2 separate regions of the Mus musculus genome follow, and region 1 is linked to region 2. Evidence: chromatin loops called from intact Hi-C (ENCODE). Cell type or tissue: heart. All regions are shown on one strand. Each heading gives the region's core, and the rest is flanking DNA. Links, peaks and the distances in the headings are about the cores only.

What was found. Peaks named below come from ENCODE experiments on the same cell type or tissue, not always from the same donor. Only the 100,000 strongest peaks of a DNase experiment are listed, where the experiment ranks them.
Region 1: it touches region 2 in a loop (3-fold over the local background); 2 of 42 quality-filtered maps call a loop at or near these places.

The regions. Positions count from the first base shown.
Region 1 is chr8:69,391,312-69,407,148 of GRCm38, forward strand. It overlaps Gm10033 (predicted gene 10033), which reads right to left and starts at 4,228. Exons shown (of 4, transcript NM_001374600.1): 1 at 4,130-4,228. The coding sequence starts at 4,132. In heart, for the core only: a CTCF peak has its summit at 8,606; DNase peaks (open chromatin) are centred at 4,270 and 8,120; H3K4me3 peaks cover 2,393 bases; H3K27ac peaks cover 2,404 bases.
Region 2 is chr8:69,542,258-69,558,094 of GRCm38, forward strand. It overlaps the pseudogene Gm3365. Among named protein-coding and RNA genes, the nearest start is that of Gm7697, 27 kb to the left of the region's middle. In heart, for the core only: CTCF peaks have their summits at 5,139 (motif pointing right) and 7,491 (motif pointing right); a DNase peak (open chromatin) is centred at 9,174.

The DNA of each region.
Region 1 (15,837 bases), core at 3,723-11,722, 150 kb before region 2:
TACTCATGAGGATGTGCAGCAAAGGGAGCAATGCCTCCATTTCTGGTGGTAGTGTAAACTTTTAAAACCACTCTGGAAATCAATTTGGCGATTAGATAGTTGGGAATAGTTCTACTTCTATACTTGGCCATACCATTCCTGGGCATATGCCCAAAAGATGCTGCACTATACCACAAAAACACTTGCTCAACTATGTTCATAGCAGCTTTATTCACAGTAGCTATAAACTGGAATCAACATTTTTGCCCCTCAACTGAACAATGGATAAAGAAAATGTGGTACATTTACACCATATTAAATACAAGGATATCATTGAATTTGCAGGCAAATGCATGACACTAGGAAATATCATCCTGAGTGAAGTAATTCAAACCCAAACAGACAAGCATGGTATGTCCCCAGTTATAAGTGGATAGTAGTCCTAAAGTAAAGGATAATTACACTAAAATCCACAGAACCAAAGAAGCAAAATACCAAGGAGGGTCAAAGGAGAATGGTTCAATCCTTCTCAAAACGGGAAATAAAATAGATATCGAAGGTGGAGGGGAGGAAGTAGGTAGAAAAGGGAAGGTGCAGAAGGGGCATCATGAGTAGGAGAGCAGAGGAAAGAGAACAGAAATCCATGGGAGAAGCATAGGGAAGCATTTTTAGGACATGCTAAAGACCTGGTGGTAGGAACTGAATGTTTTGGGGCGACTCTAGCTAAGACACCTTGCAGTGGGGGATATGAACCTGAAGAGGCCACTTCCTGTAGCAAGGTAGTACTCCCAGAGGAGGGATAGGGACACCAAACAATCCATAAAAATCTTTGTCTCAAATGAGGGGAAACCGGGAAACGGGATAATATTTGAAATGAAAATAGATAAAATATCCAATAAAAAGAAAAGAGGAAAAGAATGTGTCCTGCCTACAAGAAATGCAGGGACATAGAGCAGAGAAAGATGGATTGGCCAACCAATGACTGGCCATAACTGAGATCCACCCCATGGTCCAGTCCCTGACACTATTAATGATATTCTCTTATGCTTGCAGACAGGATCCTAGCACAACTGTCCTCAGAGAGGCTTCACGGAACAGCTGACCAAAGCGTATGCAGATACCCACAGCCAAACATTAGATGGAGCTGGAGGGTTTTTGTGGAAGAGTTGTGGGAAGGATTGAAGGACCCAAAGAGGACAGGGACTCCAAAGAAGGCCATCAGAGTCAACTAATCTGGAATCTTTGGGGCTTCCAGAGACTGAACCACCAACCAAAGAGGGATCATAGGCTAGACCTAGACACCCTGCAGCAGTGTAGTGTGGTCTTCATACAGGTCTCCCAACAAGTAAAGGGGAGCTGTTCCTAATGCCTATAGATCCTGTTCCCCTAGCTGGGCTGACTTGTCTGGCCTCAGTAGGAGAGGATATGCCTAGTCCTGCAGTGACTTGACAAGGGGGGATGAGGGGAGGGATAGGACATAAGACCCAAGGGAGACCCCCCTTCTTAGAGAAGAAGGGGATGGGGGGATCTTTGTGATGCAGAACTGGCAAAGAGGTCTGATACTGGGATGCAAAGTGAATGAAAAAATAAATTAATAAAAACAAATGAAAATTAAATTTAAAAAAATTTTTCCCAAAAGACAAAAAGAGTCCATGAAATCGAATACAAAGAGGAATATATGGGAGGGAGGAAACAGAATTTAGAAATGATGTAATTATAATTTCAAAAATTATAGTTTAAATGAAAACCAACTTTATGGCATTATGTGCTCCAACAACTAACAAACTATGTAAAAGCACATCAAGGATTACCATCAGAGATACTTTAGTAGAGATGAGTAAAGAGAATTAGAAAGACAAAAGCCTGAGACTGTCTCATCCTTGACCTTGGGAGGGCTTTATTTTCAAAGCCCCTAGAGACATGCCAGCCCTAGACTTGATAGGCTATTACAGTCTGTACTGAAGGCCAGACAGAGCACATAGGTCTTGCCACAATCAAACAATCTTTTAATCAATTTTTAAATCAATTTTCTAGCTTGGATATTGTTTTCTTTGGGATTTTCATTTGCTTTGTTTCAAGGTTTTAATTAATGTTATTGCTTTTGTTTGCCATTGACTGTTTTGCTAAAGCTATACACTGTACATAAATGCTGTGTATGAGTCCTTGTTGAGTGAAATGACTATTTTCATGAATAAAAAAGAAAAAAAAAAACCCAAATCCACCAACCAACCAACAAACCCTCTGCATTGAGACAGCTCTTTAATTTAAGAATTTAGGAATTTTTATTTTAATCAGGTGGAGAGCAAGGCAATTGCTCTGTGGAGCTACAGATGAGGATCAAGACCATCTGAGGCAATATAATAGAGCCTCAGAAACATTTTTTTTTTTTGGTTAGGTTGCACCTGTTCTAGAATGAATATGCCTTCCCTAGGAGAAATAACTACATGAACTTAAGGCATTAATGAAGGAAAAATTCTTAAGAATAGCATGCACCTAGCTCTGGAGAATGCTCAAAGAGGAACCAGCCTAGAACAGAGTTTGCATTCTATACATGCTGGGTCAGGCCCCAGGTTATACTTTGAACAATTTAAATAGGGACAGGAGACTGCAAGTCTAACCACTGAGGCAGATGGAAGATTTATACAGCAAAGATACCCCCAGGACTATTTCTTAAGTACACCAGTATCCTGGAACAGCAGATCATTCTGGAGTGACCAGGTCCAGTTGTAGATGAGAAATACTGTGAAAGTAAAAGGAAGACAAGGTAAAAGCTGGGGTGGGGAAGTCTTGCCCAAGCTAAGTCAGGCAACCCCTTAAGAAGAACATCTTGTATACTACTTCCAGGAGGAAAATGGAAGGAAATGGGGGCTGCTTCTATGAAGACAACAGAAACAGTCATACAATGGTACAAACACAGAAGGAGGTTAATCAGACAGTGCCGCTGCACAAGGGAATCTCAAGACCTTTACTCACAAAGCCCACAGTGGCCATGGGACTGACTGATAACCACAGTTCATTGGTGGGAAGACTTGGGTTCTCAAGAACAGAAGAAACCCTGCTCCAAGGCCCTGGCCCCAGACCATGACCAACTCTCAAGCATATGCCTGTTTTTGGAGAAGGTGCTTCATTTATTCTCTATACCTCAGAGCCATAGGGAAAGCTCCCAAGGCTGTTACTGGATCTGCCAAGCACGTTCCTGGCTTGAGAAGGAGCTATGCTACGTTCCTTCTCCATATGAGAACCTCAGGGAACGCCTTGCTTGATCAGGCCAGCCCTCAATACAAAGGTGTTTGTTTGTTTTTTGTTTTTTTTTGTTTTTTTCAAATAGCTGTCACGCAAGGTCTTCTTGCCTTTCTGGCAAGAACTATGCCAATTGGACCTTTATGTAACACTAGGCCTTAATGTTGGTTGTGACACTGTAATGTCCCTTTGAGCAGCTTGTGAGACACATGCCCTTTAATATAGGCATTAGACTAGTGGTGGGTTGTGAATCAGAGTTGTCTCCTCTATTATGATTGGAGCCAAATGTCTAGACAATCCTGATGAACAAACATGTATCATAGCACCATGTCTAACAAACCTGGTTAGCATACTGTGTATTTGGGGCGGGGGGGGGGGTGTTAGAGAGGTAGCCCTCCCTTAGCTAAATTCTACTTTGTGTGACTTCTTAAGCATTGGTAAATCCTTTACGTCTCAAATTCTACTCTTCAACATCACAGCTTAGTCAAGTGCTACTCCATACATGAGATTCCATTTACAACACTCACAAAATTAACTCCAAATGGGTCGTACTCCTAAAAGTTCAATAGGAAGTGCACAAATTCTAGAAGTGCTAGAGAAACTAGAATTTTCCTGAATTTGGCAACCAGCCAGCCGCTGATGCTCCAAAAGCATAGTGAAGCTATCTATGTACAACACAGCCCCTACACACAACCCCTGTTCCCAAGGCTGTGCACAGATGCAGCCCACAGAGTGAAATTATTCAGGGGCCTCCACAGGGAGCCTGGCAGTTCCAAATTACAAATACCACAAAGGACCTCACCGCGCTACGTCTGGCCACTAGCTCCGACTCAGACCGAGGGAGGGCCCACCACACGGCTTCCCGACGCTCAGCAGCCCACTCGTCCCCAGACAGTCGCCCCTGGCTCACCATAGCTTGGCCTCCAAGCTTGCGCGAGTACTTTTCTCGGCTCTCAGCAGAGGCACAGAACCGCCAGCTCCTACACCACTTCAGAAAAGAGCCGAGAGCACGGCGCCCGGAAGAGCCCGCCTCACCTTCTGAGTGGCAGTCCGCCTGGAGGTCCTGATTGGCTAGAGACGCTTGAGTGACAAGAGCCAGAGAATACTGGAGCACAAATCGGTGTTTCCTGGCACTGGTTTCACTCCAGGCACAGACCTTTCCCAGATCTGCAGAGATTTCTTTCAACAGCACTTGTCTCCTGCCTCCAATAGCGGACCCTCCCGTCTTTCTACAAAGGCTAGGCACTTCTTCTGCCTGGACCCGAAGAAGCTAGTTTGCTCAGCACACTACATAATGTGCTGTGGAGTGACTCCCCTGCCCCACAGGTAGAAGGGAGTCCACATTATTAATAATGAAGGAGTATTTTTACGAAACAAGACGCTTGTTCTGTAGCTTCACGCTGAGGTCAGATGAACTGCAGCTACATTTAACCTGGGAGGCAAGGGTACTTGAGAGAAAAGCTGGAACCCGATCACAAACACAATGATAGATGTTTTTCCTACCAGAAGGCTGGATTGTGGTCCATTTCTATAGGAATTTTCTTCCTGAAATTCAGTTCAATCTCTTAACAAATTGAAGCATAGTGAAGTGTATAGTCTACTTGGTAACTTGAACACTTAGAGAGAATGTCTTTTATGGACATTATTGTTACCTAGCATTCTTCCTGAGTGTTAACATAAAGACAACACAGCTGTATCTATCAAAGTTTTCTAGGTGAACAGAACCGATAAAATGAATCTCTACGTATGTAAAATGGGGCTTTCCTAGAATGACTCAGAGGCGGTGGTCCAGCTAGTCTAACGAGGTTAGTCTACCAACTAAAATTGGAAGAATCTAGTGGTTCAGTACAGAGCTCAGCACTGAGGCCAGATATCTCAGCTGTTCTTCAGTAAACAGCACAAGGTCGAAACCTAAGCTCTAAAGCAAAGGAATTAGCTTGCCAGCCAGAGACAGAGTAAGCTGACAAAATGAGAGAGCTTCCTTCTTCAGTGTCTTTTATATGTGTAGGCTGACACCAGATGGTGTGGCCCAAATCAAAGTTGGATCTTGTCACGTCAAAAGCTCCAAACTGAAGAAAGGTCTTCCCACTTTAAAAAATTCAATTAAGAAAAACCCCTCGTTGACTCCTGGGGAGCCTGCCTTGTCCCAGGTCTCAGGCAAATCCAAGGGGGTGACCTTAGCTGAGACTCATAGCAGTGGGGATATGGACCTGAAAAGGTCACCTCCTGTAACCAGGCAGGAACCTCATTGGAGCAGTAGGGACACCCATCCACCCACAAAACTTTTGACCCAAACTTTATCCTGTCTACAAAAAATGCAGAGATGGAGGATGGAGCAGAGACTGAGGGAATGGCCAACCAATTACATGCCCAACTTGAGAGACCCACCCAATGGGCAAGCTCAGGTCCAGGACACTATTAATGACACTATGTTGTGCTTGCAGACAGGTCCTAGCATAAGTGTTCTCTGAGAGGCTTCACCCAGCAGCTGACTAAAGCAGATGCAGAGATCCACAGCCAAACATTGGATAAAATTCAGGAACTCTCATGGAAGGGCTAGGGAAAGAATCGGAGGCCTCAATGGGTAAGGAACTCCCTGGAAAACCAACAGAGTCATCTAACCTGGGCCCATGGAGGCTCTCAGAAATTGAACCACCAACCACAGAGCATATACCAGCTGGGCCAAGACACCCAACATATATGTAGCAGATGTGGATTCCCCAACAACTGGAGTGGAGACTATCCCTGAAGCTGTTGCCTGTATGTGGAATATGCTTCCCTAATTGGGCTGCCTTGTCTGGCCTCTTTTGGGAGGGGTTATTTGTCAGGGTACTAGAATACTTTGGGGACAGGGGTGGGGGTTGGGGTGTGCTCCACCATTTCAGAAAAGAAGGAGGGGGAATGGAGGAGGGACTGTGGGAGGAGTTACACAGACAGAGGCTGCAATTGGGATGTCAAGTAAATGAAAAATTAATTAAAAATAATAAATTATACACTAACAACAATAGATATTACAAAATCAAAAAGAAAAGAAAAACCCCTCACAGACATTCCCAACTGTGTGGAATTCCAGATGGAGACATTTTGACCACCAAGTTTAGCCATCACAACAGCCAAGCCTGAAGAGCTGAGTCAGGTTTCTTACCTGAAACAGACAATTACAGCATGGTATCATTTCCAAAGTGATGTTTAAAAAAAAAAAAAGGCAAGGAGATTTATTTCAGGAGTTTAGACACATTCACGCAGCACTCAGCCTACTCCCACACATGCTCAGTTAACAAATCCATTTTTTAACCTGGTCATAAAGTAAAAGCAGAGACATTTGGGGGAATTGTTAGGTTGAAGTACTGAGGAACATATAAATCATAAAATGATAGAAAAAATGCCTCTGGCATGTTTATCATATACCATAAGATCTTTGTTGAAAATCAAGTGTTAATCCCACCAGGTAACAATGAGCCCACTACCACAATTTGAGACAAAATTGAAGCAAGTTAGTTTCACTGAGGTACAGACAAAAGAAGGCCAACTACTGCCTATCAAGTGGGATTTAAGAGAGCAGTCCCAAATTTATTTCTTGGGCTCCTTTTAAGGAGTAAAATCACAAATAGTTGCAAAACAGTTCTACAAAAGTGAGAAAAATGGGGCAGTAAAGAAATACAGAAAAATGGATTGTTTTCATTGTAGGTCAGGATGGTTTAAAAAACCAGTCAAGGCTCCAGGAAACAGACTTAAAATCAGCAACTTAGCTCTTACAATAAAGGGAAAGTTATTTTTAAAATACAAATACTACTGCCTTCAAAATGGAGTCAGGCAGATTCCTCACAAGTAATGGACACTGTGAAAGTAGATTATTTGTAGTCAGTTTGTTATTAGTTAATCATGATGCCTGATCTAAAAGATAGGTATACCAATGCCATAATTCTCACACATAGGAAGGACAAAAAGCACAAATATAGAAAACATCTAGGGAAAGTCACCTGTTAGCCAAGCATTTTAACATGTTATTAATCCAACCCAGGAGTTGGGAGGCAAAGGCAATCTGATATTCCTGAATTTAAGGACACTCTGGTCTATTGAGTAATGTTCATAATAAACTGAACTAAAACAGACACTGAGAGGCCAAACCTACTCAATCTTGAGACCAGCCTCTATCTTAAAGAAGGGGGGGGGGGAGGGGAAGCCTGAGAACTTGACCTGCAGCAGAACCCAAGCTACGTCCGTCCTCCCATTGTGTGGCCCAAGCTCCAGCTTGTAAATAAAGACCCTAATGCGATCCCATCAGAATCGGCTCCTTCGTGGTCTTTTGGAATTCACGAACGCTTTCTGGCACATTTTGTTGAGTTGGATGGGAACTCTAAGGTCACCAGGAGCCAACCTGCTGGGTCTTAATACCGGTAATGTTGTCTGAGTCTGAGTGTGTCTATCCATGTGTTTATGTAATCTCTGTCTATGTGCCTTCGTGATACCGCAATAATTCTGTCCTGAATAATTCTGTAATTCTGTTCTGAAGAGGCCTAAAAATCTGTATTTGGTGGCAAGAAATGAAAGCCAAGGCAGAATCCCACTGCAGCAGCTATATGTCATAGCTCAAGCTCCTGGAATAGGGAATGCTCAGGGTGTTATTTTCTAGGAAGGAAGGAACCGATGGACGTGAAACCTCCTACTAGTCGTGGAACCCTGCTGCGAGCTATTTTCACTGCTGGCTAGGTGCTCTGTGTGTGTGTCACTTTAAGGAACTGCGGTCCACTCTGCTTTCTGTTTCTTGTTATGGGGTAAATTTGACTTGGACGGACCGACCACGTTGAGATTAGAAGACCCACCCTCTTGATTTAACCCCCACCCCCACCCCCCTGGCCCGGTGCTTTACGGGTATCCCGCGGCTGTGGGCGTGGCCAGCTGAGTGCACCGGGCGGGAGTGGGGACCCATCCAAGCGGAACCTTCAGCCACCACGGCCCTCCAGGCAGGGGCCCACAGACAGCCCGGGGAACTGGGACTAGAGGTCGGACAGCGAGCGGGTGCGGCTCCACTGCGCGCTGCAGAGGTGCGGGGCCCAGTCACTCCGTGCTCGGCAAAACCGTGCTGTGGCTCCCGCACGCCCACCACCCACACTGAGGGGGCTCTGCGCCCCACGGGGGACCCTAACTCCCTTCTCAGCGCCGCCCTCTGAGCCCTCCCCGACGGCAGCAGGGTACAAGGAACCTGACCCGGCCCGGTGGTAGGCCTGGCGGCGCGCGGAGCACACAGGCATTCCTGGCTGGCCCTTTGAAAGGTCTAAGCCTGGGGCCTCCGGTATCCCTGAGATTTCCCTGAGTGGGAAGATGAGCTCCCAGAGAGCAGGGCTCCAAGTGTGGACTGGGCAGGAGGGGCCCCTAGTGGGCAGATGTCTCCCACACCGAAGCTTGGAACAGTCTCCTGGTCACTCATTTTGCTCAGTAAATGGCTACCCTTCCTGCTTCCTGTCTAAACAGATGTAGTCTCTGAGTTGTACAGAGAAGGTCTCCATTGACACCATCGTGCCACACTCAGCTCATTGAGAAGCAACAACCACTCCTTTCCGTGTTCCATAGGGCACTCAGTGCAGCCACCTACACCTACAAGACAACAGATGGGAGGCAACCCAGGAGAGCTTCAGACTAAATTCTTCCCTGCTCTGAACACCCCCACACCCTCTGCCCAAAGATTAAAATATAGATAAGATTGGACTTTGGAACCTGAATCTGTTGTCCTGCCCTTGCATGCAGCTGGGCTGATCCGTGATCAAAGAAACCAACCTCATCACTACTGGCTCTTTGCTACTATGACCTTTTTTACTGGAACTCCCCCCTTTTCAAACAGTCCTCGAGATTTAATTAGTCTCTTAGAGACAGTCCTTTTCAGCCACCAGCCCACTTGAGATGATTGCAAAGAGCTCTTGTAGGTTCTCTTCACCACAGAGGCCAGGAAACTGGTTCCTGGTCCTACAGAGGAACCGGCCCAGATTAAGACTTCAACACTGCTAAAGGTCAGAAGAGTCTCTAAGTCTTTTCTCCAGGCTCTGATTAGCAGGTCTCAAAGCAGCTGTAAGACAGCCACTAATTTGGCCAAAGATAAGCAAAAACAGCCGTAGCTCTAGCCTTTATTAACCAGGCAGCACCAGGTATTAGGAAACTCAAAAGGTTTCAAGGACTAAAAGAGTCTAAAAGATAACGGCAGAAAAAGTGTTTAATAAAGATAGACAGTACCCCGGAGCTCTTGACTCTAGCTGCATATGTATCAAAAGATGGCCTAGTCGGCCATCACTGGAAAGAGAGGCCCATTGGACATGCAAACTTTATATGCCCCAGTACAGGGGAACACCAGGGCCAAAAAGGGGGAGTGGGCGGGTAGGGGAGTGGGGGTGGGTGGGTATGGGGGACTTTTGGTATAGCATTGGAAATGTAAATGAGCTAAATACCTAATAAAAAATGGAAAAAAAATAAAGATAGAAAAACTGAAAGAAAAAAAAAAGACAGGTAAAAGAGCAGAAAAAAACAGACTCACGATCTGGCAAAGATCCTGCTGGCAGCCACGGCAAAACCAAAGGATTGTGGGAGACATCTAAAACAAATGGTTTCTAGAAATTAATGTGTTTATGCAAACCCTGGCACTGGGCCAGGGACCTACCTGTGTAAGAGATGTCTAAAATAAATCGCTTCTACAAAAAGAGATAAGGGGACCCTACAGACCGAGACCAACCCCACTTAGAAAAGTACCAATGTATTTGTGGTAAAGAGGAGGCCATTGGGCCAGGGAAAGCCGCAAGAAAAAGCCTATTCAAACCATGGCCTTAAAAGTTGCCCAGGGTAAGCCTAAAAATAAAAGAGAAACACACCAGCTTCTTTGGTTTATGTTGTTGTTTTAAATATTTTTGTTGAATATTTTCTTTATTACATTACATTTCAAATGTTATCCACTTTCCCAGTGTCCCCATCTGAAAGAACCTAGTGGGGAAACCTCCACTCAACTTCCGATTCGGCATGCACCCAAGAATCACGAACAAACAGACCGTCTTGATGTAAAAACACGAGGTAGTTTAATGGCGGAGCTCCGGATCAAAACGTATCTCACGCAGGAGACAGTGGTTTTGACTGTTTAATGGTGGAGCTCCGGGTTGAAACATATCTCACGCAGAAGACAGTGGTTTTGACCACGAGGCTTGGAAGCTAGGGGTTTTTATAGGAAAGGAGTGGGGCTGTGGGAGGAATTGGCTCAGTAAACATCAGCAGACTGTTAACATTTAACTTGGGTCAGAAGGGCTGGGAAATAGGGAGGCGCCAGGCCAGTCCGGCATGTCATTCTCTTTATCTTTATGACTAAGCAGCCTCAGGGATGTCTTAACAACGGGCCTGCCCGGGCATGTCCTGGCCTGTTCTGCTATGTTCTCAGCCCCAGGTTTCAAAGCTCACAAACAACTCTTTGGGCTATTTGACATAAATTACATGAATCACAGGTCTCAAGTTTTATTTTCTTTCACATCCTCCTCTCTCTCCCCCTCCCCCTGCTTCTATGAGGGTGTTCACCCACCCACCCACCCACTCCACCTCCCCTCCTTGGCATTCACCTATACTGGGGCATCGGGCCTTCTCAGGACCAAGGGCCTCTCCTCCCATTGATGACCGACAAGGCCATCTTCTACTACATTTGCTGCTGGAGCCATGAGTCCCTCCATGTGTATTCTTTGGTTGGTGGTTTAGTCCCTGGGAGCTCTGGGAGTTCTGGTTGGTTGATACTGTTGTTCTTCCTATGGGGTTGCAAACCCCTTCAGCTCTTTCAGTCCTTTCTCTATCTCCTCCATTGGGGACCCCAAGCTCAGTCCAATGGTTGGCTGCGAGCATCTGTCTCTGCACTTGTCAGGCTCTAGTAGAGCCTCTCAGGAGACAGCCATATCAGGCTCCTGTCAGAAAGAACTTCTTGGCATCCACAATAGGGTCTGGGTTTGGTGACTGTACATGGGATGGATCCCTAGGTGGGACAGTCTCTGGATGGCCTTTCCTTCAGTCTCTGCACCACACTTTGTCTCCCTATTTCCTCCCATGAGTACTTTGTTCCCCATCTAAGAAGAACTGAAGCATCCACACTTTAGTCTTCCTTCTTCTTGAGCTTCATGTGGCCTGTGAATTGTATCTTGGGTATTCCAAGCTTTTGGGCTAATATCCACTTATCAGTGAGTACATACCATGTGTGTTCTTTTGTGACTGGGTGACCTCACTCAAGATGATATTTTCTAGTTCCATCCATTTGCCTAAGAATTTCATGAATTCATTGTTTTTAATAGCTGAATAGTACTCCATTATGTAAATGTACCACTCCTCTGTTGAAGGACATCTGGGAGATTCCACCTTACACCAGACATAATGGCTAAGATCAAAAACTCAGGTGACAGCAGATGCTGGCAAGGATGTGAAGAAAGAGGAACAGCCCTCCATTGTTGGTAGGATTGCAAATCACTCTGGTGGTTCCTCAGAAAATTGAACATAGTATTACCTGAAGACCCAGGTATACCACTCCTGAGCATATACCCAAAAGATTTTCCAACATGTAGTAAGGACACATGCTCCACTATGTTCATAGCACCCATATTTATAAATAGCCAGAAACTGGAAACAACCCAGATGTCCTTCAACAGAGGAATGGATACAGCTTCCTTGTTGATAATAGAGCCTAACATCTGTTTTGCTAAAACCTAAAGATAAAGTCTCTTCAACAGTCTATGAATGACCTCCTAGTGACAGCAGAAACCAAACAATGTCTAAAAGATACCCAGAACCTCTTGAAGGAAAATTTGGACTATTAAACCTCTGCTAAGAAGGCCCTACTCTGATAACCATAGGTGACCTCCCTAGAGTTGGGTGATACATATTAAGAGATCTGAGGTGGCTCTCTGAGGCCAGAAAAAAAAAATTCTATACCAGCTTTGGGGTTGCTAGAAGTGACTAAGCCCTTTCACCTCTTCAAAGACTAGAGATCTGGGCCCTGATGCCAACCAGTGGCCTACCTGTCAAAGAAATTAGACCCAGTTGCCAGCCCCCAAAGACACCACAAAGACTAGACAATGACAACCCTAACCCCCTCTAAAATACTATGGTCTAGTCCCTTCCAGTCACCAATACATCCAATCCTGAATTAACTGAGTCAGAAAGGCATATCTCTCTAACTAACTGTTTTCATAAGATTAGATATAGTACCAGTCCCTTCATAACAAAGCCTAGAAACTTCAGGAAGTCCCATGATTGGGCCTTATAGTTACCAAAGAAAGAGGGGGATGAGAGGTCAAACCAATTTATTCTTGGGACCAGACTCCATCTTTTTTTTTTTTTAATTTTATTTTAGAGACAGGGTTTCTCTGTGTAGCCCTGGCTGTCCTGGAACTCACTCTGTAGACTAGGCTGGCCTTGAACTCAGAAATCCGCCTACCTCTGCCTCCCGAGTGCTGGGATTAAAGGCATGTGAAAAAAAAAAGCCTGAGAACTTGACCTGCAGCCGAACTCAAGCTGCACCCTCCCTATCTGCTGTCAGAGACAGCAGTGTGGCCCAAGATCCAGACTGTAAATAAAGACCCTAATGAAATTGAATCAGAATTGGTTTCTTGGTGGTCTTTTGGGATTCACAAATGTTTTCTAGCACAACAACCCTCCCCAAAGCAAATACAGTTTTAGAAAGATCTTGCTAGTGAATCAAAAATCTCTGTAGAGTTGCACCTGAACTGCCTGTCTTCTCTCTCTCTTTTCATTAGTTTATTTATTTATTCACTTTACACCTGAAATATAACATCCTCCTCTTCCCAGACCTCTGCTCATACAACCCCTCTAACCATGTTCCCAACCTTTTCTTCTCTGCCTCTACCCCTGTGTAGCTGCCAGCAGCCACAGGTTACTGGGTTCCTGAAAGGAAAGCTGGGGTTGGATGGGAAAGGCAGCAAGAGAAATAATGAGCCAAGACAAAAGTTCTCTGATCAAGGCTCAAATGTAATTCTAGGGTCTGATATTTAAAGGGGGATAATCCATCCCCTACTATTCCAGGATCATCTCGTGGTCGCTTTGTCAGGATCTATCAGGAAAACAAACTTAGCTGCTCAGCAAATAGCTTCTTGCAGGAAGCTTCAGACTTTACTTAGATCAGAAGACTCCACCCTAGGTGAGCTAGCATCTGTGGCAAACAAAGTCTGAGCCAGCCTGCTCAAGGCTGGGGGGAAGGCACAGTTCCTCCATTTTTATTTATAAAAATTAGCTGGACTAGGGCATAACATTTACTTATGCTCCATGGTCCTGCCTGGGAATTATGGTGGCTGCGGCTGCAGCTGCAGCTGTCTTAGGAGTGGTTCTATTGGACTCTTTGTGACCCGTCCTGGAGAACATGTGCAGCTTGTTTGTATTTTATTTAATTTTTTTTTTTTTTTTTTTGCACAAACACAGACTTTTAGTGTTATCATGAACAAACATGACCTCTTGGCACATGCCTCTGTCTTAGGTTGATAAGAGCCATAGTCCAGTGGCCGGTTCTTGACTGCTGGCCCTCATAGCATGTTGGGCAACGGGCTACACACAGATAGCCGGGTCTCCAGTTGAGCTTAGGTCTTGAACCCCGGTGGGACCCAGTGGGTGGTAATTTCCACCTACATGAGATAGAAGGCATTTGATCATGTCTCCTGGACCCCTGACTCCTGTTGAAGCTACCACCCCCACAGCCCTCACAGGAAAGGCACATGGCTATCAGTCACAAATAAGGTTTCCCCCAAACTCAGTCCAAGGCAATGAGAGGTACCTACTGTTGAACCCTGAATCACCCCCAGAACTGTATATAAACTGTATATAAATCCATCCAGGCAATTTAAGGTACCCAAGAACTATTCCTTTGTCTGAGTCTTATGTTCCAAGAGCTATATATAACACTTGGGAAGAGATCTTCTCTCCCAAAGAGCCACCTGAGGTCCCCGCCGCACTCCTCACTGAATAGTCAGCTTTTCATTGGCCCAGCCCAAACAGACTTAGTTCAGAGAGGCTAGGAACTACCAACTGACCTGGAAGGCATGGCAAAGACTTCGTCTTCCTGCCTACACTCGCTTTCCTTCACTGGAATCCTCGCACCCAGCCTGGACAGAGATCTCCGTGGAAAACCTCTGGCACCCAGGCCCACAATTGCACACCTTTTTCCAATTTAGAACAAAGCCACGGTATGCACTCAATGAATCTCTTCATAGTGGTGAATAACTGCCATCTGAGCTTTGCTAAAGGCAAGCCTGTATGGAGGTAACCAACCTGCTTGAAATACAAAGTCAAAAGTTAAGCAACATGATTAAGGTGTTCTGTGGGGATGTCTCAAGCACTCAATTCAGTTGCAAATTAGCAATGATCAGACCCAGGGTCTGGCCTCCCAGTGTGGGGAAAGTGGCTTTATGAATCAACAGAACAACTGTCACTTCTCAGGTAAATAGTGGAGGCTATGCTTCAAGTTAACTCTGCTGGCTAATAAAGATTTTTAGCCATCATCATAAATGGAATCATAAATTGGAGAATATTGGATTTATTTCTAGACCAGTCCATGATTGAGTCAGAATAACTGGTCACATTAAAGGAAAGAGAAGAGGCATTATAACTCCTCCTTTTGATTAATTTTTCTAAGTCCGTTTCCACAGTCTCTATGTTCTCTGTCCCATCAAGGTTCAAAAGCTTGAAGCAAGGCAGCTTAACTTGTCTAATCTGGGACATAGGCAAGCAAAGGTGGGTCAAGAACACACACCCAATACAGCTTTCCTGTCACCATTGTCAGGGCACTCAGCAAGCTCACAGGTCAGCATTATCCTTTTATGTCAGCATGCCACATCAATCACTCTGGCAGCTAGCATGCTCCTGCAACATTCTGTGGAAAAACCACAAACATGTCGTCTTCCCCATATTAAATACCTGATCAGGATCATGCCATATGCTAATAAGTGGATCCTTTCATCTCACCTAGGCATGAGTATGACTACTTGTAGGATGCTATAGACACTCAGCATAGAGTCCTTGCCATCCACATGTTAAAATTTTAAAAATAAAAAGCATGATTTAAATAATGTGCACGGGGATATAATTCTCCCCTTTTTTGTTTCTTAAGAAGATATTGTTTTAAAGTTCCACAATACCTTGTCCTTGAGAATTATAAAAAAATCCCAGTAACATGGGTAACATTAAATTGTTCACAAAACATGTCAAAAGCTTGACTGTAATAGCCAGTTCCATTATCTGTTTTAATCTGATTTGGAACGCCAAACATTAAAAAAAATTAACATAGGCAATGACTAATTACATTTTTAGTTGCTTTTCCTGTTAAAGCAGATGCAGATAGAAAGCCTGAAAAGATATTAATAGTCACACATGCATTTTTATTTCCCTAAAATCAGAAATATGAGTATCCATTAAGTATAAGTCCTCAAGAATTAACATCATTATCTGGAACAGGTAGAAACTGAGGACACCGAGAACAAGTCTTTACAATTTGACATGCACATTCTCTAAAAATACCAAATTATTATCTCAAGCCATTACTATTTTGATGATGTAAAGGATGAGATTGTATGGCCAATTGTTCTGTGTAAGGACTATAATCTACCTGGGATA
Region 2 (15,837 bases), core at 4,290-12,289:
AGCAGAAAAGCCAAGGTTGGGTGGTCTGAGCTCTCAGTTGAAGAAACTTCAGCACATAATGGAAACATGTTTTTATTATATAAACAGAGAGGCAGGGTGAGTGCATATGGCTGAACAAGGAAGTGGGGTTAGTAGATGCAGATAAACAAAGGAGACAGGGTGTATGGTATACAGCTGGATCAAGTAGACAGGTTTACCTAATCTTAGTAGGAATGGTCTTTATAGGGGAACAGTCTTCAGACTATAAATATCCAGGGAGAGAAAGCTACAGTGGACATTTCCTGTGCACACTCTCAATATCTACATTTGGTCCAGAGGAAGGCTTTGCCATTTTCCTCTGAGCCTCTCCCCTTAGAGGAGACATTGCCATTTTCTCCATAGGTCTGAGATTCTGAGGTCTGTGACAACATGTCCTTATCTGATGTCAACAATACACATTCACTGAGACTCTAGGCTTTCTCCGCCACTTCTTACATGATACCTAGTTCAATTCACTAAGTATGGCCTCTGATGTCTTCTGGATCAGAAAGGACATCCAAAGTGAGGAGTTGACTGTTAGATCATGCGACCCGGAACCTACGAGCAGCCACAAAACCCAGCTAGAAGCCCAACAGTCTCTAGAGCAGTGGTCCTCAACCTTCCTAATGCTGTAGCCTTTTAATACAGTTCCTCATGTTGTGGTGACCCCCAGCCATAACATTATTTTATTACTACTCCATACAGTACATTTGCTGCTGTTATGAATCACAATGTAAATATCTGGTATGTATGCAGGATATCTGATATGTGACCCCCAACGGGGTCGAGAACAGGTTGAGAACCACTGCTTTAAAGGGCTAACTCTGCCATATAGGAGCCAGGAGGAGCAACCTATCTGAATAGATGGTTCTCAGTCAGTGTATGATGACACACATTGTCATGGCTTCCTTGAGTGCTCTCTCCCAGACAAGCTTAAGCTAGCTAGTTCCTAGATTTTCATAGGTTAGCACAGACCAGGGGTGGGGTCATACACTCAGATGCTCAAAGGCACCAGGTGACCATCACAGTGAGAAAACATATACTCACTTCTGGAGAGGACACTTGAGACTCAGCCCCAAACAGTAGCATCAAAATGGGAATTGGGTCCCCATGAGGACAATGTTGTCCAGTAAACTGGAAACCCAAGTTTCTGTATTAAACTTCTTGGTCTTGAAATGTCAAAAACAATTTGAATATTTTCAACACTTCATAAGCTACACAAAGTTCATCTGTGAGTGTGTGCTTTTTGTTCTTGGAATATTAGTGCGTGACTTCGGGCATCCATCACTCCACACCAAGTGAATGGGATAAAATAGACCACGTATTGACCAATATGGGTAGACTATCCTGTATTTGATAGTCCTGAGTTGGAAAGTCTAGATTCTAATGGATTATCCAGTATTGGTAATCATAAATTGGACAGTGTGGCTCCAGTATTCTCAATCAGAAGTCCCATTTACTGGATATTTGTTCAACTTTAGAAATATATGCTAGTATCCAAATCTTGGGAGTGAAGTATCTCACTGGCCAAATGACCAGTGCTTGTGTGTGGTTCACATGTGTGTGGAGGCTGGAGGACAGCTCAGATTTCACTCCTCAAGCACCGCCCACTTCATTTTAAGAGCGGATCCCCCAGTGGTGTACCTAATCAGTGAGCTAGGCTGGCCAGTCAGCAAGCCCCAGGGATCCACCTGACCCTGACTCCCCAGTGAATAATCAAATGTAGATGATTTCATACAGATGCAACTCCTTACACTGTGGGAAGCCGCAAATACCATTACAAGATGGCGCTGGCTACCACTGGCCACCACCCATGATTATGGATAAACAACCAATGTACGCATGTGCATAAGAGTTTTTTGCCAAGGAGCTAAAGGGATCTGCAACCCTATAGGTGGAACAACATTATGAACTAACCAGTACCCCGGAGCTCTTGACTCTAGCTGCATATGTATCAAAAGATGACCTAGTCGGCCATCACTGGAAAGAGAGGTCCATTGGACTTGCAAACTTTACATGCCCCAGTACAGGGGAACGCCAGGGCCAAAAAGGGGGAATGGGTGGGTAGGGGAGTGGGGGTGGGTGGGTATGGGGGACTTTTGGTATAGCATTGGAAATGTAAATGAGCTAAATACCTAATAAAAAATGGGAAAAAAAAAGAAAAAAAAAAGAGTTTTTTGCCGAGTCACTGCGTGGCCCGATGCATATTAATGAGGTACTGGTAGCATAAGCAATCAGGTATGGACACGTCACTCGTAGGCCTATATAAGCAGTGCCATTTCTGGGGCTCGGGGTCTTTCGCCTACGCAGTCCATGCTCTCCCAATAAACGTGTTGCAGAAGGATCCTGTTGTGGAGTCTTACTTGCAGGCAAGTCGGGCGTCCCACATTACACCAGGTCATGGTGTGTCAGAAGAGGAGACCAGGGACCCAGAATTGCCATGCAATTTGTCCAAGGTCCACAGCAGGCAGGCAGCCAAGCTGGGCTTCACCCTCAGGTCTCCTTGACTCCACATTCACGGTTGTTTATTCTTCCTCACATCGTTTTCAAACGCGGTTACAGAACAAAACGGTTTGAGCAGCTGACAGCCCAACTGCTATGGGGACCAACAGACAAGAGAACTTGAACTTGTTTGTAAAACATCCAACCCGCCACTTCCACGACCTCCCCACCCCGCTGCCCAGCACAGGAAAGAGAGGACAGAGCTCAGCAAACACAGCTTTCTGGCATTCCCCTGAGGCTGCTGGCCATCAGCCACAAGCAAAGCACTGCCAGGGGACTCGGGAAACCTCTTGTGATTGAGCATTTTGAAAGTACCCATTGCTGCCCTCCAGTGTCCCCATTAAGAAGGTCAGCCTCTCCTAGCCTTTGGTATCAGTAGTTCAAAAGGAAAGAGAAAATACATGTGGGAAACAAAGAAAGACCAGGCAGAGCTTGTTTTATTTGTTTATTTAATTATTTATTCATTTATTTATTTTCACTAAATTGTATTACACTGGGGGGGGGGAAGGTTGTGTATGTATGTGGGTTGAAGCCACCCAGTGCTGTCCTCTAGTGGTGGATTCTATATCACAGCCATTAGTCACAGCAATTTGAATTTAAATGTTAATTAAAATTAAACTAAAATCTGGTCTCATGTTCTGAGCGCTCTGGCCACAGGTAAATGGCATCTGCCATATTGGCCCTTGCAACCAGAGATGACTTCTTTGAGACACGGAAGCACAGAGAGTAGTTTTCTCAAGATCAACACAGCTAAAAGTAACATGTTACAACTCAGATTTGCGTGCATGGTCAACAGACATTCACCATCTCTTCCAAGCACTTTATCACCTACAGCATTAAGTGGGGGTCCCCCAGATCCTGCCCCTTCCAAACATAGCTCAAGCCCATGTTCCCTGCCTATGGCAGGAGCTAAGGTATCTGTTGCCTGTGGCTATGCCATGGGAAGGGGCAGAATAAACATGGATCTTACCTCTTCCATCTACAAAGAAGGTGTTGCCTTGATGTTAGTCAAGATCTTTGAGGGGACAAGGAAGGAAGTGGAGAAGATACCTTTAAAACAAAACCACACTGTTTAGGAGAAATCTCATATTTATTGTTTTGTGCTGTTTTCTTGAGACTCGGTCTTGTTCTGTAGCCCAGGCTGGCCTTTTACCTACCTGCCCCAGCCTCCTGGACTCCGAGATTATACACACACACCATCATGCCTAGCTAAGAGAAAATATTTTATGATAACATACAAGTCAAATAAATGCATACTTATATGCAGGAATGCATATACTACTAGATGTGTGCACCCAAGCACACACACACACACACACACAAAGATAAAAACATTTAGGGACACCCATGCTTGTTAATACCGACAGACAGTACCACACCACGAACGTTTTGGGAAGACAGCCAAGAATGTGTCCCCAAGGCAGCACAGAGCTGCATGTCTAATGGTGCTGGCTTTCCTGATCTGTCTCTGATAAATATCCCAGTTCCAGAAGCATCCTTGAAGGCTCATTGGAGGCATACAAGCAGCCTCCCAATGGCTGACAGCCAAGGGATGCAGACAAGAGTTAGGCAAGAGCAACCAGTGCTAAAAGGTGGCCCACAGATGTTAGCATCAGCAAGAATAGAGAAGCAAGCGCATGAAGCAGGTCTTAGTCTCCCCAGACTAAGACTGTCACAGCTTAGAGCCACAGCTCTAAGGGATTAAGAGCCACAGCTTGGCCTTCCAAGGTAGTGTGAGACCCCATAGGACCATCACAGGTCCAGGTCAAACACCCTAAGTCCCAGCAGCCAAATAGGTGCCCAGAGAGGGAGGAAAGCAGGACAGACGGCCAGGATCGGAACACAATAGGACAATGCCAGGCATGGAACAGAAGCCCTGAGTGGAGGAAATGCCCTATCTGTAATTGCCCCCACACAGGAGAAGAAGAAGAAAAAAGCCCAAGTACAAACGGAAAGCTGGGTAAACAAAAGGTACCAGGTTGCATTGTATATAACACATAATGGAGTATTTCCCAGCAAGTTAAAAATCCACACAGTCACTACAAAGAAGTTGCACAGGCACGATGCTGAGAAAGAACCTGTACACAGCGGATCTGGGCCTGGAGACCCTGTTTATACACAGCTCCATAACTCTCAAGAAGAATCGGCATGGTCCGTCTCATGGGCACCTCTGGCTGGGAAAGTGTGGATGTGGACTTGGCAGGGACATCAGGCAACTTCCGGGTGATTAGGAATGTATTCCCCCCGCCCCCACTGAACCATATATTTAAGTTCTATAAACTCACAGAGTGCATGTCACTCTTCAGCGATGTGTTTTTTGGTTTTGTTTGTTTTGCATTATCAACTGTATTCTTTTTGTTGTTGTTGTTGTTTTTCCGTTTTTCGAGGCAGTATTTCTCTGTGTAGCTCTGGCTGTCCTAGAACTCACTGTGTAGACCAGGCTGGCCTCGAACTCAGAAATTCGCCTGCCTCTGCCTCCCAAGTGCTGGGATTAAAGGCGTGCGCCACCACCTCCAGGCCAGCGATGTGTTTTAAAAGAGAGGGAGCCTGCTCACTATCTGAGCCAAGTGCTAACTGAACCAAGGGCAGGAGGCCTCACTGTGCAAGTGAACCTACTGTTCTTGGCCTGAAGAGGGCGCAGTTGTTGTGTCCTTCCCTGTTTCCAATCTTGCAGGAAGTGTTCCAAGACAAACAAACCTCGCTCCTACAAGAAGGGAGCTGTCTCATGTTTATCCCATACCCCATCCATGACTCAAGGCCACCAGAGAGCCCTGCTTCAGGGGTGCAGGAGCAAGGGGCAGGTAGGACAGGGTGCACCCTTGGTCATTTTAAACCTCTCCTCTGTCCCTGTAAGACCATACAAGTAGAACCTGCAGTAAAAGACCCTCGAGGTCTGACACACATCCCCCCCATCCCTCCTGAGCTCCCATGGAGGTGGGAGGTCCCTTGGTTCTGAGGGTCCTGGGAAAATATTTCCACAGGTAGAGGGGTATTAGATCTGCAAGTGATGTGCCCAGGTTTGCATAAGGGACAGATCACTATGGCAACCAGACTGGAGTCTTGAGAGTGAGAGGACAGCTAAGTTTGACCTCAAGACTGGCCTGGGTTGTGAAAAAGCCCCAGGAGAAAGGTGGAGGTGGGGATTAGAGAGAGGACTGCGGTCATGAGATACTTAAGAGGAAGGTTTCTTATAAATAATAGCTGATGTCTGAAGGGTGGAAAGGGGAAGACATTGAATGATAGAACTGTTCCAAGCAGCTAAACCTGAGAACATGCCAGAAACCAGAGCTGGTCCATAATTGGAGGGTCCATTTTGGAACTGTGTGGAAAGCCATGAACTGAATGGGCCTGACAGGATAAAGAATACTGTCTTAGTTAGGGTCTTACTGCTGTGAACAGACACCATGACCAACGCAACACTCATTTAATTGGGGCTGACTTACAGGTTCAGAGGTTCAATCCAGTATCATCAAGGCGGGAACATGGCAGCATCCAGGCAGGCATGATGCAGGAGGAGCTGAGTGTTCTACATCTTCATCTGAAGGATGCTAGCAGAATACCGGCTTCCAGGTAGCTAGGATGAGGGACTCTTCACAGGCTCCTGGCACAAAACTGGAGACTTTCTTACTGGTCAGTGTTTCCCAAACTGTGTTCTTTGGAATTTTTGCTTCCCTCCAAGTGGTGGGTGTGTTTAAAGCTAGAAGATCCTAGACAAAATAAAAATAATAATAATGTTAGCAAACAAGGGCAAATATCTCATGGAGACTTCCATACCAGGCCTTCCCTCCAGCCATACAAGTTCTTAAATCAGTTCTGTCCACACTGAACTATTTTTATTGAAAAAAAAATCACCTCTTCCTTTGTACACACCCAGGCTCACAACACCCACTTTCTCCTCCTGAAAGGGTTTTGGTTTTTCCATGTCCTGATGGAGTGAGACCCTGTATTGCCCGAGCTTTTGTTCCCACCGGAAAGAATACGCTCAGGACAACCGGAATCTTCTGTGGCAAAAGCTTTATTGCTTACTTCTCCAGGAGCAAGAGAGAAAATGGCAAAACCCCATCCCTTTTAAGGAGAATTATCCTCCACCTAGGACGTGTCACTCCCTGATTGACAGCAGCCCATTGGCCGAGTTGTCCTCAAGGGGAAGGCAGACCACATGGAGTGAAGAACTACCCTGGCACATGTGCAGATTATTTGTTTACTACTTAGAACACAGGATGTCAGCGCCATCTTGTAACGGCGAAAGTGAGGGCGGCTCCCCACAACCCTGGAGCAGCCCAGTCCTGAAATCCTTTCTGAACTCTTGTCTGGCCCCAGCAGGAGCTATCAGCCATAATCACTGTGAGCCCATGTCAAGACCCTGAACACAAAGTCTAGGAGCTGCTTCCTTCCATGGCCAGGCCACTGCTCCTCCTGCTTCCCCGCCCCGCCCCACCCTGCTCCAGGCAACTCCCTGGAAACCTTTTCTGGTCACAACCCATTTGCCTGCTCCTTGAGGCACTAAACACTTGGAATAATCCATACACCTCCGCAGACATCTGAAAGCCAGCCCTTTCCTCCAGCTGTTAGTCAAAGGAATGTCAGTTAGCCCTGAGGGTAGGAAGAGCTGTCCTTCCTGGTGAGTGTCCATCATTTTCTGTGCAGCCTGGGACCCTTATCTCCAGTTCCGTTTAGTTGTTCTGAGGCAGGGTGGCTCACACGTTGAACTATGTGACCAAAGACAGCCGTGAACATCAGATCCCCTGCCTCTTATCTCCCCAGTGATGGAGTTTCCAGCGAGCGCCACCATGGCCAGGTTTTAAGAAGTGCTGGGGATCAAACCTACAGCTTTCTGCATGCTAAACAAGCATCCTACAAACTGGGATTATCATCCCAATCACCAGTCTTTAAACTCCTTCACAAAGGAAGCCTTTTGTAAATTAGACTCAGTTCTCAGAAACGTCTGTCTCACCACTGGCCGCTAGATGGCGACGTCAAAATTCTTTTCCTTCTCCCAAATGAACTCCTGTGGAATCTCACGGGGTTTTGTATTCAATAAAGGAATAGTAAGATGGGGGAAGGAATGTAAGCATTTAGGACTATTGCCCCCTCCTTCCTCCTCGGTGCCATCCTTCATTCAGAGATGTTTCTCCACCAGGGGACTGACCTTGGAGGCCAGTTCTCCCCAGCAGGGATCTAGTTCAGGGTGCACACTAGGACGCACTCACTCAAGCACACAAGCAGGGACCTTTAAAACCAGTGAGGACCAGCCATCCCATGCTAAGTAGATCGGAATTTCTAGATATGCACCCCCTTCCTAGTGCTGGGGGAAAGAGCCAACCTCACCCCACCCCCAACAATTCTACTGCAGCCCAAGGCAAGAGTCACTCACTTCCTGGGACCCTGGCGCCCAAGCCTGGTAGGCCTTCAGGATTTGCCAATGTTGCTAGTCAACCCAGGCTTTCAGAGTCACCTTAGAGAGGGAGAAATTTCTGGAATTCAAGGTGCTGGGCTGCCCCGAAGGAGGCTGACTGGTTTTATTTCTACCTTTTTTCAGACTGCAGCACCAACTTCACACCCAACAATTCAAGCAAGTTCTGATGGTAACCAGGGATCTAGGGCAAGTTACAGGTTCAGTCCCACAAGGTCAGCTCCAGCTCTGAACCAGTGGTTCATGGCAGCCTGGGCGATTCACACTGAGAACAGACCACAATCACAGCTTTCCTTCATTTCCTGAGACTGTGGCTCCTTCCAACGGATGCTGTAGTTCAAAACATGGACCTTTGGCGATTGAGAGATAAGCAGAGGGTCTCTCCAGGCCTCTCCCTGAAGTAGGTCATAAGACCATCAGCAAGGCCTCCCCTCCTGAGTGCAGTCTGCTGGTGCAAGGCTATAATCCCAACACTAGGGAGGTAGAGGCAAAAGGATCAAGAGCTAAGGCCAACTTGGGCTACATAGGGACATTCTATCTTAAAATAAGCAAAAAGAAGTATTCTCCTTATATGAAGAGCAAAGGAGGGCCATTATTTCAGGAGAGACTCAGAAAGGAATCTGAACGCACAGGCCTGGCAAGACTCCCTCAGTTAATGACCCTTGGCTTACATCTCCATTGTCCACCACAGCTCCTACAACTATCCACACTCTGGCAAATGTCACCCTAAAATACTGAGGTTTCCCTCTGCCGTTGGTTCTTCGTGTTTGTCACAATGTGAAACTTACGGCAAATGAGCATTCATCTTTATCTTCCTGTCGCTGTTATAGGATCTCAGCCTATATAGGCTGTTATAGGACCTAAAATGGGAAGAAAAATACTTCTTTTCCCCCTTAATATCAAAATACAGCAAAAATAAATAATTTGGACTTCCTTAAAACTAAAAGCATTTGTATTTCAAGAGATACTACCAATACAATTAAAAGGCTTGGGGTTTAGTTGAAAACATTTATAATTACATATTTAATGAATTTAATGACAGACTTCGGTGATTCCGTAAATCCACTGTTAGATCTGCAGTGCTGGAAGAATTTAAAATGTTCACACAAAAAACACTGCACAGCCATGTTCAGAGCAGCCTTACTCATGATGGTGAAAGGGAGGACAGGACCCAGATATCCATCAGCTGATGGATGGACCAACCAACTAGGGTAGACCCATACAGTGACCATGCTCTGTAGGGTTATGATGCATGCTACATCACCATAGCCCTTGAAAACATTGTGCAGTGTGAAAGAAACCAGTCACAAAAGGCCACGTCATAAACATGAGTCCATTTGTGTGAAAACCCACGTGACAGAAGAAAGATTACCACCAGGGGCTGGGGGAGGGGTTGGGATTCTTCAGGAGGTGATGCCAGTACTCTTTAAGTACTGAGGATCAGTGAGTACACACACACACACACACACACACACACACACAATCCTATACTATAATAAAAGGATGAGCTTCATATATGACTTCCAGTTCAATAAAGCTGTTAATATATATATATTAAACATTTATTTATTTCTTTATTTTATGTATAAGAGTATACTGTCTGTCACTCTCTTCAGAGACACCAGAAGAGGGCATCAATCAGATTTTATTGCAGATGGTTGTGGCCACCATGTGGTTTGCTGGGTATTGAACTCAGGACCTCTGCAAGAGCAGTCACTGCTCTTAACCACTGAGCCATCTCTTCAGCCCAAAGCTGTTATGTTTTTAACAAGGTAACATATTAGGCTGAATGTAAAGGAGTCTGGGACAGGGAGATGGCTCCATCAATAAGGTGCTTGCTATGCAAGCCTAAGGACCTATGTAAGCTCAGATCCCAGCACCCACATAATCCCAACTCGGAGGTGGACATAGATGGATCCTTGAGGCTCACACTGCTCAGATAAGCAAGCCCAATCAGTGAGCTCCAGGCTTAGTGCAAGACCCCGTGCCAAAAAGAAACAAAAAGGGGAAAGAAATATGACACCCAATGTCAACCTCCAACAAGTGGGCTTCTCCAGGGCAGAAGAGCTCAGTGGATGAGAGCAGCAGGCCCAGGGCTTCCTTAACTGCAGGATATTCCCCCTAGTGGCCCAGGCTTACTCCATCTACTTTTGGAGTGACTGACTCCAGATCTCACAGGCAACTCGATGAGTGACAGCTCTCTGAGAACTCCAGAAACTCCAATAAAGGCTCTCTCCTTCCTTGTTTGTTTTGTTTTGGTTTTGTTTTTGTTTTTATTCAGTCTGGGATGCCAGCCCATAAGCTGGTGCTGCCCGTACATAAGATGAGCCTTTCTCCTTAGTGAGAGCTCTCTGGAAACCCTCTCACAGTCACATCCAGAGGTTTGTCTTCTAGGTGACTCCAAATCTAGTCAAGTTGCCAGTGAAGAGGAACCATCACAGAGCTCTGGGGGCAGGCTTTGCCACTGGACAGATGAGGACTAGAGTTGGGGGGGGGGGCAAGGGGCTAGGGGAGGACTTTCCAATGGGAATGGGAATCAGATAGACTAGGTGAAAGGTGTTGCATTTGGGCTGAGCATTAAAGGGTTGGGAGGCCTTGGCTGGCACAGTGAGGAAAGAAAATCATCCCAGAAGCAAAGGACAGCTTGGGCAAAGGCTCAAAGGCAGGAAGCATGTATGGCTATCCTGGGCTGATCTACTGTGTTCAGCAAGGCCAGGCAGACATATACAGGAAGGAGCTTAGTTGGAGCTAGGCTTAAGTACATGAAGCAATACTTGGTGCTGTAATAGATTAGATCTAAACCACACTCTCAAGGCCATCCTATCTGAGAGAAGTTATAAAGCCTAGGACACAGAGTCACACAGTAGGACTTGTACTAGGAGCTTCAGAATAGCTTCTGTTATCAGAAGCATCATATGAAGAAAAGGAAAATTTTGGAGCAGCCAAATCTGACTGCAGAGAGACTATGGGGAGGTTTGCTGCCACCAGGCAACTTCTCCGAAGGAGATCTGCTCCCTGTTCTTCAGCGACACTAAGCTCAGGCAGGAGTACCAAGTAGTCAGCCCACACTGGCAAAAACAAGACAAAACAAAAGGGCATCAAGAACCAGGCATGACTAGTGTAAACCCTGTGAAGTCAGTATCTGAGAGACTGAGGCAGTAAGATCATGAGTTTGTGCCCAGCCTGCTGGGCTATTTGGGGGGAAAGGAGGAGGAGAAAGTGGAGGAGGAGGAGGAGGAGGAGGAGGAGGAGGAGGAGGAGGAGGAGGAGGAGGAGGAGGAGGAGGAGGAGGAGGAGGAAGATGGAAGGAAGGGATGGAAAGAGGGGAGGGGAGGAGGGGAGGGGAGGGGAGGGGAAGGGAAGGGAGACGAGATCAAGGCGGGAAGACAAGCTAGTAGTAAGGATGGTCATACAAGATACAGCTGATCACTTGGCTCCCAGGCAAGGCAGCAGTGGGCTAGGAGGGGCTGGAAGGGGCTGGGAGGAATGCTGGGAGCCCCACTCCTGAGTGCACGTAGGCAGAGTGGGGCGTGGGACTCATTCCTGGAGACTCTGTGGGGCATACAGTCCCTGGGGACCCTGAAGATCCTCCCTCAGTGTTCCACCCCTGATTCCCACGCTTGCACAACTCCAAGACCTCACTGAGGGAGAACTCCACCTGTGCTCCAAACCAGGCCAAGCACATCAGTGAGACACACCTGGCTAGGAGAAGAAAGAGGAGCCAGGGGGTGAGCTAGTGAATCCTAAAGCTGGTACAGAGGAGGCGGGGTCAGAGAGAAGATCAAGGGAGCTCTGCAAACAAGATTAAGATCTGAATGCAGGAACTGGAAAAGCGCGGGCAGACCCCAGAAGGTGGAGCTCCCATGCCTTTATGCCCAGCACCTGAAAGAGTAGTAAACTCAGTGCTCCAAGGTATGCTAATCATAAAACAGATAGCGACATTCCTCCACCCACCCGCTTCCTGGGTTCAAGGAGTGTTCATTCAAAGAAAGTCACCCTGACCCACCCTGACCATTGCTGGAACCTGCAATGCAAATGTGCTATCCTTAGGGGCTCTTAGAAACTGTCTTGAGAGTTAACAATTACCAGGTATTCCTTGTGACACCTGTGACTTTGTACTTCCTTGTGACTCTTAACTAGTATTTTTGGTATTTTCCAACAACGCCCTTCCCACCTCCTTAAGTCGTGGTTTCTTCCTTTAAATACCCCCTAATCCAGCTACTTGGGGCGCCACGGTCCTCTACCCCTGCGTGGTGTATGACCATGGGCCCGAGAGCGCTCTTGAATAAAAATCCTCTTGCAATTTGCAGCAAGACCGTTTATTGTGGGTGATTTTGGGGTGTCGCCTCTCCTGAGTCAGAACGTGGGGGAATCCTCACATTGTGGGTCTTTCACACCACCACTGATGAAACCAAAGGCATCCCCTTCCTGCCCTAATGTTGAATGCCCACATGGTGAGAAACTTTTATTAACAGAGAATTACTGTGACCCGGAAGAGTTCCACTGACACACGGCCGAAGGGCAGGAAAGCCTGGCAGGTAAGAAGCTTCCCTGAGAGTGAGGAAGGCCTGTTTCAGCAGCGGCGGCAGCAGCAGCAGCAGCAACATAGTGTTTCATAGTCTGTTGTGATTTCAAACAGTTCTATGCCAGCTCCATCAACGATATTGTATGTGACTAAGCCATTTTCTCCAATGTCTGGGTCTTCAGCCTTCACCCTTCCTACTTCCTCCCCCAGGGACAGCTGCTTCTGAAACAGACATCTGGTACATGCCTGAAAGAAAAAGACATCTACTTTTATTTCACTTTTTATTTGGCAGCTGTAAGACTTCAGATTTCATTGAATCCCAGTAAATTTCTCAAAGGGTTTAAAATCGAACTTTTTATTGGTAGATGCAGAAGTGAAGTGGATGGATGGGAAGAGGATCCCAGATGGCCAGCATGCAGGAGCAATGTTCCTTCCAGGATGACAAAACAACATTGGGGTCCTGGTAAGATGATGAGGTCACCTGCCACACGAGAGAAAGGAAAACAGTGACAAGGTCCTATGCAAGAGTCCACATGCGACTCGAGCCCCGGGCTACCTTGCCAGCAGAGTCTTGCCCAACACCCGCAAGGGCCCACACAGGACTCCCCATGGGATCCTAAGACCTCTGGTGAGTGGAACACAACTTCTGCCAGGAGTCTGGTTTGAACACCAGATATCTGGGTACCTTCCCTGCAAGAAGAGAGCTTGCCTGCAGAGAATACTCTGCCCACTGAAACTAAGGAGAGTGCTACCCTCCTGGTCTGCATATAGAGGCTAACAGAGTCACCTGAAGAACAAGCTCTTAACAGTGACAACTAAAACAGCTAGCTTCAGAGATTACCAGATGGCGAAAGGCAAACGTAAGAATCCTACTAACAGAAATCAAGACCACTCACCATCATCAGAACGCAGCACTCCCACCCCACCTAGTCCTGGGCACCCCAACACAACCGAAAATCTAGACACAGATTTAAAAACATTTCTCATGATGATTGATGATAGAGGACATCAAGAAGGACTTTCATAAGTCACTTAACGAATTACAGGAGAGCACTGCTAAAGAGTTACAGGCCCTTAAAGAAAAGCAGGAAAACACAGCCAAACAGGTAGAAATCATTAAAGAAAAACAGGAAAACACATCCAAACAGGTAATGGAAATGAACAAAACCATACTAGAACTAAAAAGGGAAGTAGACACAATAAAGAAAACCCAAAGTGAGGCAACGCTGGAGATAGAAACCCTAGGAAAGAGATCTGGAACCATAGATGCGAGCATCAGCAACAGAATACAAGAAATGGAAGAAAGAATCTCAGGTGCAGAAGATTCCATAGAGAACATCGACACAACAGTCAAAGAAAATACAAAATGCAAAAGGATCCTAACTCAAAGCATCCAGGTAATCCAGGACACAATGAGAAGACCAAACCTACGGATAATAGGAATTAATGAGAATGAAGATTTTCAACTTAAAGGGCCAGCTAATATCTTCAACAAAATAATAGAAGAAAACTTCCCAAACATAAAGAAAGAGATGCCCATGATCATACAAGAAGCCTACAGAACTCCAAATAGACTGCACCAGGAAAGAAATTCCTCCCGACACATAATAATCAGAACAACAAATGCACTAAATAAAGATAGAATATTAAAAGCAGTAAGGGAGAAAGGTCAAGTAACATATAAAGGAAGGCCTATCAGAATTACACCAGACTTTTCACCAAAGACTATGAAAGCCAGAAGAGCCTGGACAGATGTTATACAGACACTAAGAGAACACAAATGCCAGCCCAGGCTACTATACCCGGCCAAACTCTCAATTACCATAGATGGAGAAACCAAAGTATTCCACGACAAAACCAAATTCACACAATATCTTTCCACGAATCCAGCCCTTCAAAGGATAATAACAGAAAAGAAGCAATACAAGGACGGAAATCATGCCCTAGAACAAGCAAGAAAGTAATCACTCAACAAACTAAAAAGAAGACAGCCACAAGAACAGAATGCCAACTCTAACAACATAAATAAAAGGAAGCAACAATTACTTTTCCTTAATATCTCTTAATATCAATGGGCTCAATTCCCCAATAAAAAGACATAGACTAACAGACTAGCTACACAAACAGGACCCAACATTCTGCTGCTTACAGGAAACCCATCTCAGAGAAAAAGACAGACACTACCTCAAAGTGAAAGGCTGGAAAACAATTTTCCAAGCAAATGGACTGAAGAAACAAGCTGGAGTAGCCATTTTAATATCGGATAAAATCGACTTCCAACCCAAAGTTATCAAAAAAGAAAAGGAGGGACACTTCATACTCATCAAAGGTAAAATCCTCCAAGAGGAACTCTCAATTCTGAATATCTACGCACCAAATGCAAGGGCAGCCACATTCATTAAAGACACTTTAGTAAAGCTCAAAGCACACATTGCACCTCACACAATAATAGTGAGAGACTTCAACACACCACTTTCATCAATGGACAGATCGTGGAAACAGAAACTAAACAGGGACACAGTGAAACTAACAGAAGTTATGAAACAAATGGACCTGACAAATATCTACAGAACATTTTATCCTAAAACAAAAGGATATACCTTCTTCTCAGCACCTCACGGGACCTTCTCCAAAATTGACCATATAATTGGTCACAAAACAGGCCTCAACAGATACAAAAATATTGAAATTGTCCCATGTATCCTATCAGACCACCATGGCCTAAGACTGATCTTCAATAACAACATAAATAATGGAAAGCCAACATTCACGTGGAAACTGAATAACACTCTTCTCAATGATACCTTGGTCAAGGAAGGAATAAAGAAAGAAATTAAAGACTTTTTAGAGTTTAATGAAAATGAAGACACAACGTACCCAAACCTATGGGACACAATGAAAGCATTTCTAAGAGGGAAACTCATAGCTCTGAGTGCCTCCAAGAAGAAACGGGAGAACGCACATACTAGCAGCTTGACAACACATCTAAAAGCCCTAGAAAAAAAGGAAGCAAATTCACCCAAGAGGAGTAGACGGCAGGAAATAATCAAACTCAGGGGTGAAATCAACCAAGTGGAAACAAGAAGAACTATTCAAAGAATTAACCAAACGAGGAGGTGGTTCTTTGAGAAAATCAACAAGATAGATAAACCCTTAGCTAGACTCACTAAAGGGCACAGGGACAAAATCCTAATTAACAAAATCAGAAATGAAAAGGGAGACATAACAACAGATCCTGAAGAAATCCAAAACACCATCAGATCCTTCTACAAAAGGCTATACTCAACAAAACTGGAAAACCTGGACGAAATGGACAAATTTGTCGACAGATACCAGGTTCCAAAGTTAAATCAGGATCAAGTTAATGATCTAAACACTC